2 separate regions of the Homo sapiens genome follow, and region 1 is linked to region 2. A link is a loop called in an ENCODE intact Hi-C map of the cell type or tissue named here. Cell type or tissue: OCI-LY7. All regions are shown on one strand. Each heading gives the region's core, and the rest is flanking DNA. Links, peaks and the distances in the headings are about the cores only. Region 1 overlaps RABGAP1L (RAB GTPase activating protein 1 like). Region 2 overlaps RABGAP1L (RAB GTPase activating protein 1 like).

Region 1 (5,389 bases), core at 69-5,068, 540 kb after region 2:
ATTGTAAGCATTTAGGCTTTACTTTGAGTGAAGCAGGGAGCTCTTGCAGGGTTTTTAGTGGAGCAATGATATGATCTGTCTGAGGTTTTTAAAGGATCACAATGGCTATTTTGTTAAAAACAACCATAGGAAGGTAAGAGAAGTAGGGACATCAAACAGGAGATTTTGGAGTAATCCTCTTGAGAGATGATGATAGACTGAACCAGGGTGTTAACAGTGGAGATAGAGATGGAGTGGAGATGGAGATGGTTGGAACCTGAGTATTTTTGAAAGAGAACCAATAAGATTTCCTGATATATTAAATGTGAGTGTGAGGAGAAAAGAAGAGTTAAAATGATTGCACTGATTTTGAACTACGCAACTAGGAGATAAGAGTCACCATCAACTTATTAAGCATATTACTTAAAAGGTACTTTGACACAGACTTCTTTTAGGCACCAGAGCCACTGTAACATTTTTTGGTATAACACAATCTTTTTAAATTTAAATCAAATTATAAATGTTAAAAAGTACAGTTAAAAAGTACACTGAAAGTAAGTAACTGGGCAGAAAAAAATTATTTTGTCTTTCAAGTGAGCTTTATATTCAAAGAGATCATTTTCCAAAGCTATCATAAGAAAGATGGATTTCTGAAGTTTTCATTCTGAAATGCAAACTCTTTAAAGCCTTCACGACTGATTGTTTTATTTGGCCAAAGTGTAAGCCACATTTATTTGTAACTTTGAAAGTATACTCTAGTGGGCATGATGCCTTTGACTGAATTTTGTGGGTGGTGAGTTTGAAAGGTAGGCTTCAGCCAACTGATTGTTTCGGAGATGCCAGAGAGAAGTATTGTAAATTGGGTCAATGTTGTAGGCATCCTTTAAAATAAAATATTTATTTCTAAGAATAAAAGAGTAGAGAAATAAGAGGTACAGGTAAGGTGAAAAGTTAAAGGTTTTCAAGGGAAATCTCAGAGGATTGCCAAGTCACTGAGGACAAAAGAAACCCAGGAAAACAATTGAAAAACATGAAATGTATAGGGAAAATTTTTTTCTCCAATATAATTTATGAAGTTCCTGGAGGTGGCTAGTTATTATCAATCCAGAAACATGGGATCTGAGAGATGGAGAAGCGTAAAATGTTAGAAAACAAGTTCAAAATATAATCCAAATGGACTGCTCCTGGAAGGGAAGTGCTGGGTACAACCAGAATAAATTTTTTGGACATGAATAGGTAAATATGAATATTTTTAAAGCTTTTAATAAGATTTCAATAATTTAAAATTTTTAATAATTTAATAATTTGTAAAGTTTTAATAGTTTTTTGTGGGGTTTTCTTTGCATTATCTAAGGAGAATGCCTTTTTCTTGGATATTTAAGACGGTATCCACGGGACACCATTTCATTTATAACATATAATTGTAGAGTGAATGATTGTGAGGCAGATGTGAGGTGAAACTGAAAGAAGGAAGACATAAGTCATCCAGTATTGGGCTGGGATTGTGCTGGGACTAGAATGTAGGTCTCCAATCCAAAGGTCTAAAATTGTTTTTAAACCAAGACCTATATTTTGGTTGCTTTTATGTCAAGACCATGACTATATGTACGTACTTACATACACATAACTGAAGAGATACTTACCCTTACACTGAGGCACTCTGATGTTTTTTGTTCTATTGTATTGTATTTCCTTTTTTTTTTTTGAAATGGAGTCTCATTCTGTTGCCCAGGCTGGAGTGCAGTGGCACAATCTCTGCTCACTGCAACCTCCCAGGTTCAAGCAATTCTCCTGCCTCAGCCTCCTGAGTAGCTGGGACTACAGTCATGTGCCACCACGCCTGGCTATTTTTGTATTTTTAGTAGAGACAGGGTTTCACCATGTTGGCCAGGCTGGTCTCGAACTCCTGACCCCAAGTAATCCGTCCGTCTCAGCTTCCCAAAGTGCTGGGATTACAGGTGTGAGCCACCATTGCCCAACCTATTGTATTGTATTGTATTGTATTTTAAACTTCTCCCCGGATCCCAAGAAAATCCCCAAACCAAAAGGCTGACCACAACCCACTAAATCGATTTTACAATAGCTTGTAGTTTTGAAAAAACACTAAGACCTATCCCACTGTTCCTACCACCTCCCCGTTCCCCACTCTGATCTGCCACAACCCATGAGAGGCTGTAGATGACGAGGTGTTACAATGAATAATGGAAGTGCATGTGTAGGTAAGGATGTGAGTCATCATGCCATCATTACAGCAGCTTGTGCTGGCAGTTGGAAATTTTAGGAGATGATGGACTTATAGACTGAGACTTATGTGTTAGACAAAGCATTCATGGACAAAGGTGACTGCAGGCATGGAATAGGCAAGAAAGTTTAACTCCTTATCCATAGCCTATTTAAGATTAAAGATAGAATTTCTGCCAAAAGTAATCAAGTTTTAAACATTTTTAAATTATTTTCAAAGTTGGTGTTGTATATAGTTGTGTCTTTTTTGAATGGACATGTTCCCATTTAATTACCCCCCAAAATAATCACTTTCCTTTAATTTTAAGGAACTGTAACCAGTGATTTCAGTGAAACTGAAACTGGCTTTAAAATAGATGCAGCAGTTGCAAGCAAAAAATAACTTGTTAGCTCTGTATGTGGTTTATTTCTGTGAGTGTACCAACAAGATTTGTTAATAAAGCACATTAGATTGGATAAATAATTTTATTTTTCCAAAACTTGTATGACATTAAATATCAGGAACATTTTCAATAGCTTCTAAACTGGTAATTTAACTAATGTGACTCCAAGTTATTCTAATACCCTTCTGTTCCTATGGTTTCAACTAGGCCAAAATCAGAAAACATATTGACCCATCAGGCTTTACTTTGAACAGTCATTTGGTTACTTTTAATATTGAAATCAAGACCTAAATAAAAGATGTTTAAAGTGCCTAATATGAATATCCTGTATTTTCCCAGGGAGTCAGTTTTTATTAAATATCATACTTTGATTTTTGCCTTATAGTTAAAAATGCTGCCATTGCAGAGCTTCTTAAACTTGGATTTTGGCTTCAGAGACTCTGAATTACCAGAAATTTGAATTTCTTTGTATGAACATATGAGCATTTTGTTTTTCTTAGTAACATAATACATAGCTTTTTTTTTTTTTTTTTTTTTTGAGATAGAGTTTTGCTCTTGTTGCCCAGGCTGGAGTGCAATGGTGCCATCTCAGCTCACTGCAACCTCCGCCTCCCGGATTCAAGCAATTCTCCTGCTTCAGCCTCCCGAGTAGCTGGGATTATAGGCATGCACCACCACGCCCAGATAATGTTCTATTTTTAGTAGAGATGGGGTTTCTCCATCAGGCTAGTCTCATACTCCCGACCTCAGGTTATCCACCCCCCTTGGCCACCCAAAGTGTTAGGATTACAGGCGTGAGCCACCACACCAGGCCTCGTAATATATAGCTTTATTAAGTGCATATACACATAATCTTTATAATTCTTGATCTGATTACCTGTTTTTCTACATATTTTTATTCAATACCATTTATATTGTATCAGGTTGAATTGATGAAATTACCATTCCTGTTGGTCAGAAACTGTCAGGTATTTGATTGGTTTATGATTTATGATTCAGTATTTTATGCCTCCTTACAGCTCAAATAGGTGCATATGTAGCTTAGCTCTATGGCCATGTAAACTTTTCCTGAGAATTATTCTCCAAAGGCTAAGAAACAAGTCTTTTTTTTTTTTTTTTGAGATGGAGTCTTGCTCTGTCACCAGGCTGGAATGCAATGGCGCGATCCCTGCCTCCTGCAACCTTCGCCTCCCTGGTTCAAGCAGTTCCCCTGCCCAGCCTTCCGAGTAGCTGGGACTACAGGCGTGCGCCACCATGCCTGGCTAATTTTTTGTGTTTTAGTAGATTCAGGGTTTCACCATGTTGGCCAGGATAGTCTCGATCTCCTGATCTCATGATCCACCCACCTTGGCTTCCCAAAGTACTGGGATTACAGGCGTGAGCCACTGCACTCGGTCAGTCCTTTTTTTTTGTTTTGTTTTGTTTTTAAGTTGATTTTTATTTGGAATAATGTTCCAAGTACCATATTTACGATGGACTTCAGTAGTAGCAAAGTTCATAAGCACAATCATCCAAAATTTTCTGTTGGTAGAGCTTTATAATAGAGCTTTTTAAAATATGTTAGTTTATTTCACTTGTATTTCATTAGTAAAATAATTTGAGCAAAATTAAAAGGCAAAATCTGACATTAACCTAAAGGAAGAAAATTAGGAAAGAAAAGTTATTTATTGAGTGCCTGTTGTGTCCCAGGAACTATGCCAAGAGGACTTTTCAGAGGAAGTAAGAGTTAAAATGAAATCTGAAAGATTATTAGGAGTTAAGGAGTGTATCAAGGCAGGGAGAAGGATGTTTCATGCAGACAATATGCAGAAGCCCATAGGTAAAAAAAATATGGAGTTGCCCAAGACCTGAATGTAGGTCATGACTGGAGAGTAGGTTGCAAGGAGGGAGAGGCAGTTAGGGGAGTAGATAGAGAAAAGACTAGAGAGGTAAGCAGGAGCCAGCCAGCTTGTGCAGAGCCTTGTAAACCACGGTAAGCAATTTGGATTTTATCCTGAGGGGAGTGATAAGCACTGAAGGATTTAAAATAGGAGACATAAATTATCAGGTTATTGTTAGGAAGGTCATTCTGGTTGCTGTGTGGGAATGGATTGAAAGGGTTAAGATTCGGTATTGGTGACAGACCATTTCAGGAGCTGTTGCAGTCATCTAGGTGAGAAGAGACCAGAGTTTTTGTAATAGGCTGAAGAAATTATGGATGAATTCCAGAGACATTCAAGACATAAAATTAACAGATTTTAGTGATTACATGTGAGCCTCAGGGCAGATAAAGAGAGCCAGCGATAGCACTTAGGATTCTTACTTAAGCAACTTGGTGGAAATCACACTGAGAAAGGAAACAAACAAGAGAACAAATTATAAGCACTAAAGATAATGAGTTAACTTTTGAATATGTTGTTCGTGGTACATATCCACAACTCATATCCAAGTAGATATAAATATCCAATAGGCAGGTGGATACTGAAGTGAGATCTGAGCTAAAAGTAGACATTTGGGAGTCATCAGCATTGAAACCATGGGAGTGGGTGAATTCTTATAGCGGAGTATATACAATGAGCAGAGAGAAGGGTGGAGGATAGATGCATTCACATGTAAAATACAGATGAGGGAATAGAAGCTGGTGAGACTAGAAGGCAGGAAGAAACCCAGAAGAGTATGACTGTGAACACTAAGGGAAAAGGTGTTTGTTTTCAAGAAGGAAGGAGTTGAACAAGTGTCAGTGGTACCTAGAGGTCATGTATAAGGTACTGAGAAGTGGAAAGTAGCTATTGTGCAATATTTAACGA
Region 2 (5,389 bases), core at 56-5,055:
ATGTTAAAGTCTAAGGGACAGTTCTGGTTATTACAAAGTTATTTTTTTATAATCACCTGAAATCATAGTTCTTGTAACTTGGCCTAATTAGTCTTAATTCTGCACTCTAGAACAAGATATTAATACTTTTACTCCTTCTATGACACTCCCAAATATCATGTGATCCTCATGACAGGAAAGTCCTATTTATAAATGAAGATATATTTTTCAGTGAAATAGCCAGATTACTTATATATAACAGTCATATGCTGAGTAAGAAAATTTCCGTGAATGATGGACCCATACTTTAAGGTCGTCCCGTAAGATTATAATGTATTTTTACTGTACCTTTTCTGTGTTTAGGTACACAAATGGTATTGTTATAGTTGCTATAGTATTTGGTACAGTAACGTGCTGTACAAGTTTGTAGCCTTGGAGCAACAGCCTAGTTGTGTAGCCCCTATACCATCTAGGTTTTTATAAGTACGGTGTATTCTATTTGCATAAAGAAATCACTTAATGACACATAACTTAGAACATAACCCTATCATTAAGCAACAGGTGACTCTGTGTGTGTGTGTGTGTGTGTGTGTGTGTGTGTAGAGGAGAGAAAGAGACCATTATCATATGAGTGTGTTGGGGCTGCTGAGAGGGTTTCGTTTACAAGTGACCTTGAGTGTATTTCATCTCTGGAATGCATGGTCCCTGCGCTCAAGCTACACAATCTGATTAGTGAAGTATTACTAATACACTAGAAAAATATACATAGTAATTACCAAATGACTGACACAATTTTATAGGGGGTTCAGAGAAACATCTGTGAATGGGTAATAATGAAAAAAGAAAAGTTTTTCTCTTTGTTTTAGTCTGACCCTTTTAACAGTCTCTATTCATAATGTGAGGAAATCGCTACAAAAACTGAAATATTGTAGATACTGTTCATTTGCATATGGAAATACTTGTATGCTGTGTGTTGTTCTTTCATGGGACAAACTCTACCCCTCCTCTCTCCACACACATATACACAAGCTATAAGTAGCCTAGCTTTCGCCATAGGAGTTGCTGGCTTTTTTAGTGAGAGTCAAGAGCTGGCTTGGTAAAGTCTTAAAGAATGGAGAAGAGGAGGAAGGAGAGAAGGGAAGAAAGAGGGAGTAAGTGTAACAGTAGAGGGAGAGAGTTAATACACTTGGATGCTGCTTACAAACCAAAAATTAGTCTCCTAATACTAATTTATGATTGTAAGAAAGTATATAAATATCTGACATATAGAAAATAGACAAGTGTTAATTTTAAAGGTATTAATTGCTACAAACTAAATTAATATTTTAAGAATTCATTAAAAATTAGAATATTAGAAGAAAAATATTAACTTTCCCTACTGTGATTAGCTACTAGTTCAGTTTAACTGTCTTCAGCTAATTCTATATTATTGTTTTAATAGAAACCATATACATTCTTATGTGTATATGAGATTTGGACAATTGGTGTCAAGATCAAGTTAAATACAACTTTGTAACAATATTATGTTTTTTTGATTCAGCATGTAAGTATATGCCTCCTTTTATCCAAGGGTACATGTCTTTAAATAGAAACTGTGCTTGAAGAAAGCTGTAGAAGAATTTAATATTTAAATAAATGCTTTTGTAGGATGAAAAGAATTTACAGTGAATATAAAGCTCCTGCTTGACTGTTAATCTAAATTTTAATAATTTGTATTGCTTAAAGTAAGATGTAATTTAAAGTAGTGATTTTTTTGATGTCTTTTATCAGTAATTACTGTTTGAATTTTTATAGGAATCCATGGGAAAGAGCTATGATGGGAGAGCTTATGTCATCACTGGCATGTGGAACCCCAATGCACCAGTATTTCTGGCACTTAACGAGGAAACCCCAAAAGGTGACTTTTCTTAAAAGATCCCTTATTGTTTGCTTTACATTTTATATTATGAACAATGTTGCTTGTCATGTTTTAAAAAAAATTTGGAACTCAAAGTGGACTTATTCTTTCATTGAGAATTTGAGGTTCATTTTTATTCTTTATGCTTCTATGGGGGAAATCTCCACTATTTAAAAAAATCCTCCCCAAAAGATATGTGAATTATTATTATTGTTATTATTTTAAGAGACAGGGTCTCACTCTGTTGCCCAGGGTAGAGTATAGGGGCATTATAGCTCACTGTAACCTCAAACTGTCATGCTCAAGCAATCCTCCCACCTCAGCCTCCTGAGTAGCTATTAAATAGAACTACAGGTGTGTGCTGCCATGCATGGCTAATTTTTAAATTTTATTTTTGTAGCGATGGGGTCATGCTTTGTTGCCCAGGCTTGTCTTGAACCTTTGACCTCAACTGATCTTCTTGCCTTCCAAAGCACTGGGATTACAGATGTGAGCCACTGCACCTGGCCTGAATTAATTTTATTAGATTATAGAGAAAGCATTTGGGCTTTGTTTTTCATATACCACTATAGAGTTATTTCATTTGTGGAGACTAGTGATGGAGAAATATTAAAGAAAATGATGAAAAGGAAATATTTTAGAATTTTGAATATTTTTAAATTATTAACTATTTTTGCATTATAGTTTACTTATAGTTTTTCATTTATTAATTATTGGCTCCAGTCTTTTGGCCTTCGGGATGCTTGTAATATATATTAAATATTTCAGTTGTAGCAAATAGTTTTTTCTTAGTTTTTTAACTTTTCATATTATTTATCATGTCTAGTATTGAACAGAATGTATAAATGTTGAATAGTCACATTTTTCGTTGTTCCATTGTGTTTTTTCATTCCTACTTCATCCAGATAGCTGTTAATTGCCTGTTTTTTGCCCCTTCATTATCTACTTTTAAACTAAATTTAAAGTTTTACCTGCCGAGTTATATGCCTACCCTAAGTGCTTTACTGTCATTAAACCATTAATTCATATTTAGAATATAATGGATCAGTTTGTTTTATCATTAATTTTTATATTATTTAGTTTATACCCACAGTAGACTTTTGGTTACTGACAGGAAGCATTCGTGAATACTGATATGAAAATATAATATGTTAATGAAGGGCATTAAAATGATAATTATTCTTTCATTTCCTTAAAGAGAGTATTCACCATTTATATAAATCACATACATTGATCACATATTAAGCTGTCTAAAAATAAAGGCTAAACAGAAAAAAAGATTATATAAAATTTAACTTTTCATTTATTAGCAGTAAATAATTTTTAGACCCACAATTTGTTATTTCTGGAGACAGGCTTGCAAATACCTGTAACTTCTTTCTTATACTTGTTCAGAAGGAAGCCACAAAAATGATAAAAATAAGCCAGTTGACAGTTTTGAAGAACAAAATATAAGAATTTTGCATATCAAGTTATAAAAATAGTTTTTATGTTTTTAATGTAACACCTAGTTTAGTTTTATTTTGCAATAAAATATATATTTGGTCCACAAAAGAAAATTTATTTATAATTTATTCTATTAAACTATATAATAGTATATTATAATATTCTGATTCAAAGTATACATTTTAAATTTAACATTATCTCATATGCCACACAAAAATGTTGCCCTGATTTTTAAAATTTCTAAATTATGTCCTTGAAATTACACATTACTCAGAGAATGTGTGATCAAATAAAGTTTGATTTTTATGGAAGAAGTTTAGAACCTGAGAGATGAAAAGTCTTGGATCTTTCCACTGCACTAAGATCCAGTTGAATGTTATATTCTGTCTTGTGTTATTACTCCTTACTCCTTTCTCTAAGGTCCTCCAGGTCAAGTATAATGTCTAACAAATTTTAGTTTCTCTTGAATTGGCAGGTGTATTTAGTAAGACTGTATTTAGTAAGAATGTAATAAAATTGTTATTGAATTTGAGAAGTAGTTGATGAATCTGAATGTTATATAATATTTAAAAACACTATTGAGGGTTTCTTCTAGTGGTGGCCTTGGTTATTTGGACTTTCCTTTAACAGAGAACTAAAAATTGTAAAGAAAATAAATTTTAAAAAATATTTAAAAAGGAATGAGGAAATTACAAAATGGTATGGAATGACCAGGCCATAGATTCAAAAACCTCAATGAGGCCAGGTGTGGTGGCTCACGCTTGTAATCCCAGCACTTTGGGAGGCTGATGGGGGTGGATCACCAGAGGTCAGGAGTTTGAGACCAGCCTGGCCAACATGGTGAAACCCCGTCTGTAGTAAAAATATTTTAAAAATCAGCTGGGTGTTGTGGCGGGCACCTGTAATCCCAGCTACTTGGGAGGCTGAGGCAGGAGAATTGCTTGAGCCCTGGAGGCGGAGGTTGCAGTGAGCCAAGATCGCTCCATTGTACTCCAGCCTGGGTGAGACTCTGTCTCAAAACAACAAACACTTAGGATTATTAGTTCCTAAGAAACATGCTTGGAGTACTTGCATACTTATTTAATCAAAATGTGAATAGAACAGTTAAAAATAAACATAGAAGGTATTACAATTGTAAAGAACTTTAATTCTTTCATAAGTGAGGAAACTTTGTTTAAAGTAGACAAGGAATAATAAAGCTCGCATAAAACCCAGAAAATTTCTACTACAGATAAGCAAGTATACATGACTGTGGCAGTGGATATGGTAGTCACAGAGGTGGTGGAGCCTGTTCGCTTTCTCCTGGAGACAGTAGTCCGTGTGTACCCTGCAAATGAGCGATTTTGGTATTTCAGCAGAAAGACTTTCACAGAGACTTTCTTCATGAGATTGAAACAGGTAGGACCTTTTTGTTCTCTTCATATATAGTAACAAACATTTTTCTTTCCACACTTCTTTTTTAATGCCAAGATAATTCCTGAAGTTGCAAAACAATACAATTCCTCAAAGAAATCAAATGATATTTGAAGTCAACCAATAGAGTGTTTGAAAAAGTCACATCTAGGTAATATTAGCTAAAAAAACCCAGCAAGTTTAATAATTACATACTTTTTCCCTAGAAACCTGTAATGTATGAACCTTCTTAACAGAAATATTGACTGCATATAAAACAACGTTTCTGCCTTTTATAAACAATTACTTAAAACCAAAAAGGCAGTGCACAGAAATATCATATGCTTATAAAATTTTAATGAAAATGTTTCTAAGAAATACCTAATTTCTATAGTTATTTCTGCCTGTAATATTAGATAGACAATATTATATGAACATCTTGTTTGACTCATCAGTGAGGTTATAAAATTATTTTAATATTAAATGAACAAAATTATGGTTTCTATGATATCCTCAAATTAGGCAGTATTAGTAGATAAAATATGTAACTTTTGTATTATAGCAAAGGAAGCAGATAATAATGAAAAATAACTTGAATGCTAATTGTGTGAGTTTTTAAAAAATCAGGATAAAAATGCTCTATTAGAATAATGAACATCTTTTATATGCTGTTTT

The links. Peaks named below come from ENCODE experiments on the same cell type or tissue, not always from the same donor. Only the 100,000 strongest peaks of a DNase experiment are listed, where the experiment ranks them.
Region 1: a loop joins it to region 2, with 2.6 times the contacts of the local background. A loop is called at or near these places in 1 of 110 quality-filtered maps.

Annotation. Positions count from the first base shown.
Region 1 is chr1:174,813,029-174,818,417 of GRCh38, forward strand. All of the region lies in intron 19 of RABGAP1L (RAB GTPase activating protein 1 like), which reads left to right. Among named protein-coding and RNA genes, the nearest start is that of RABGAP1L-AS1, 140 kb to the right of the region's middle. In OCI-LY7, for the core only: no CTCF peak of the experiment used is centred there; DNase peaks (open chromatin) are centred at 2,303 and 2,563; H3K4me3 peaks cover 1,040 bases; H3K27ac peaks cover 3,025 bases.
Region 2 is chr1:174,274,060-174,279,448 of GRCh38, forward strand. RABGAP1L (RAB GTPase activating protein 1 like) reads left to right here. Exons shown (of 26, transcript NM_001366446.1): 9 at 1,774-1,876; 10 at 4,554-4,720. Among named protein-coding and RNA genes, the nearest start is that of RABGAP1L, 120 kb to the left of the region's middle. In OCI-LY7, for the core only: no CTCF peak of the experiment used is centred there; DNase peaks (open chromatin) are centred at 992, 2,262 and 4,611; H3K4me3 peaks cover 3,682 bases; H3K27ac peaks cover 5,000 bases.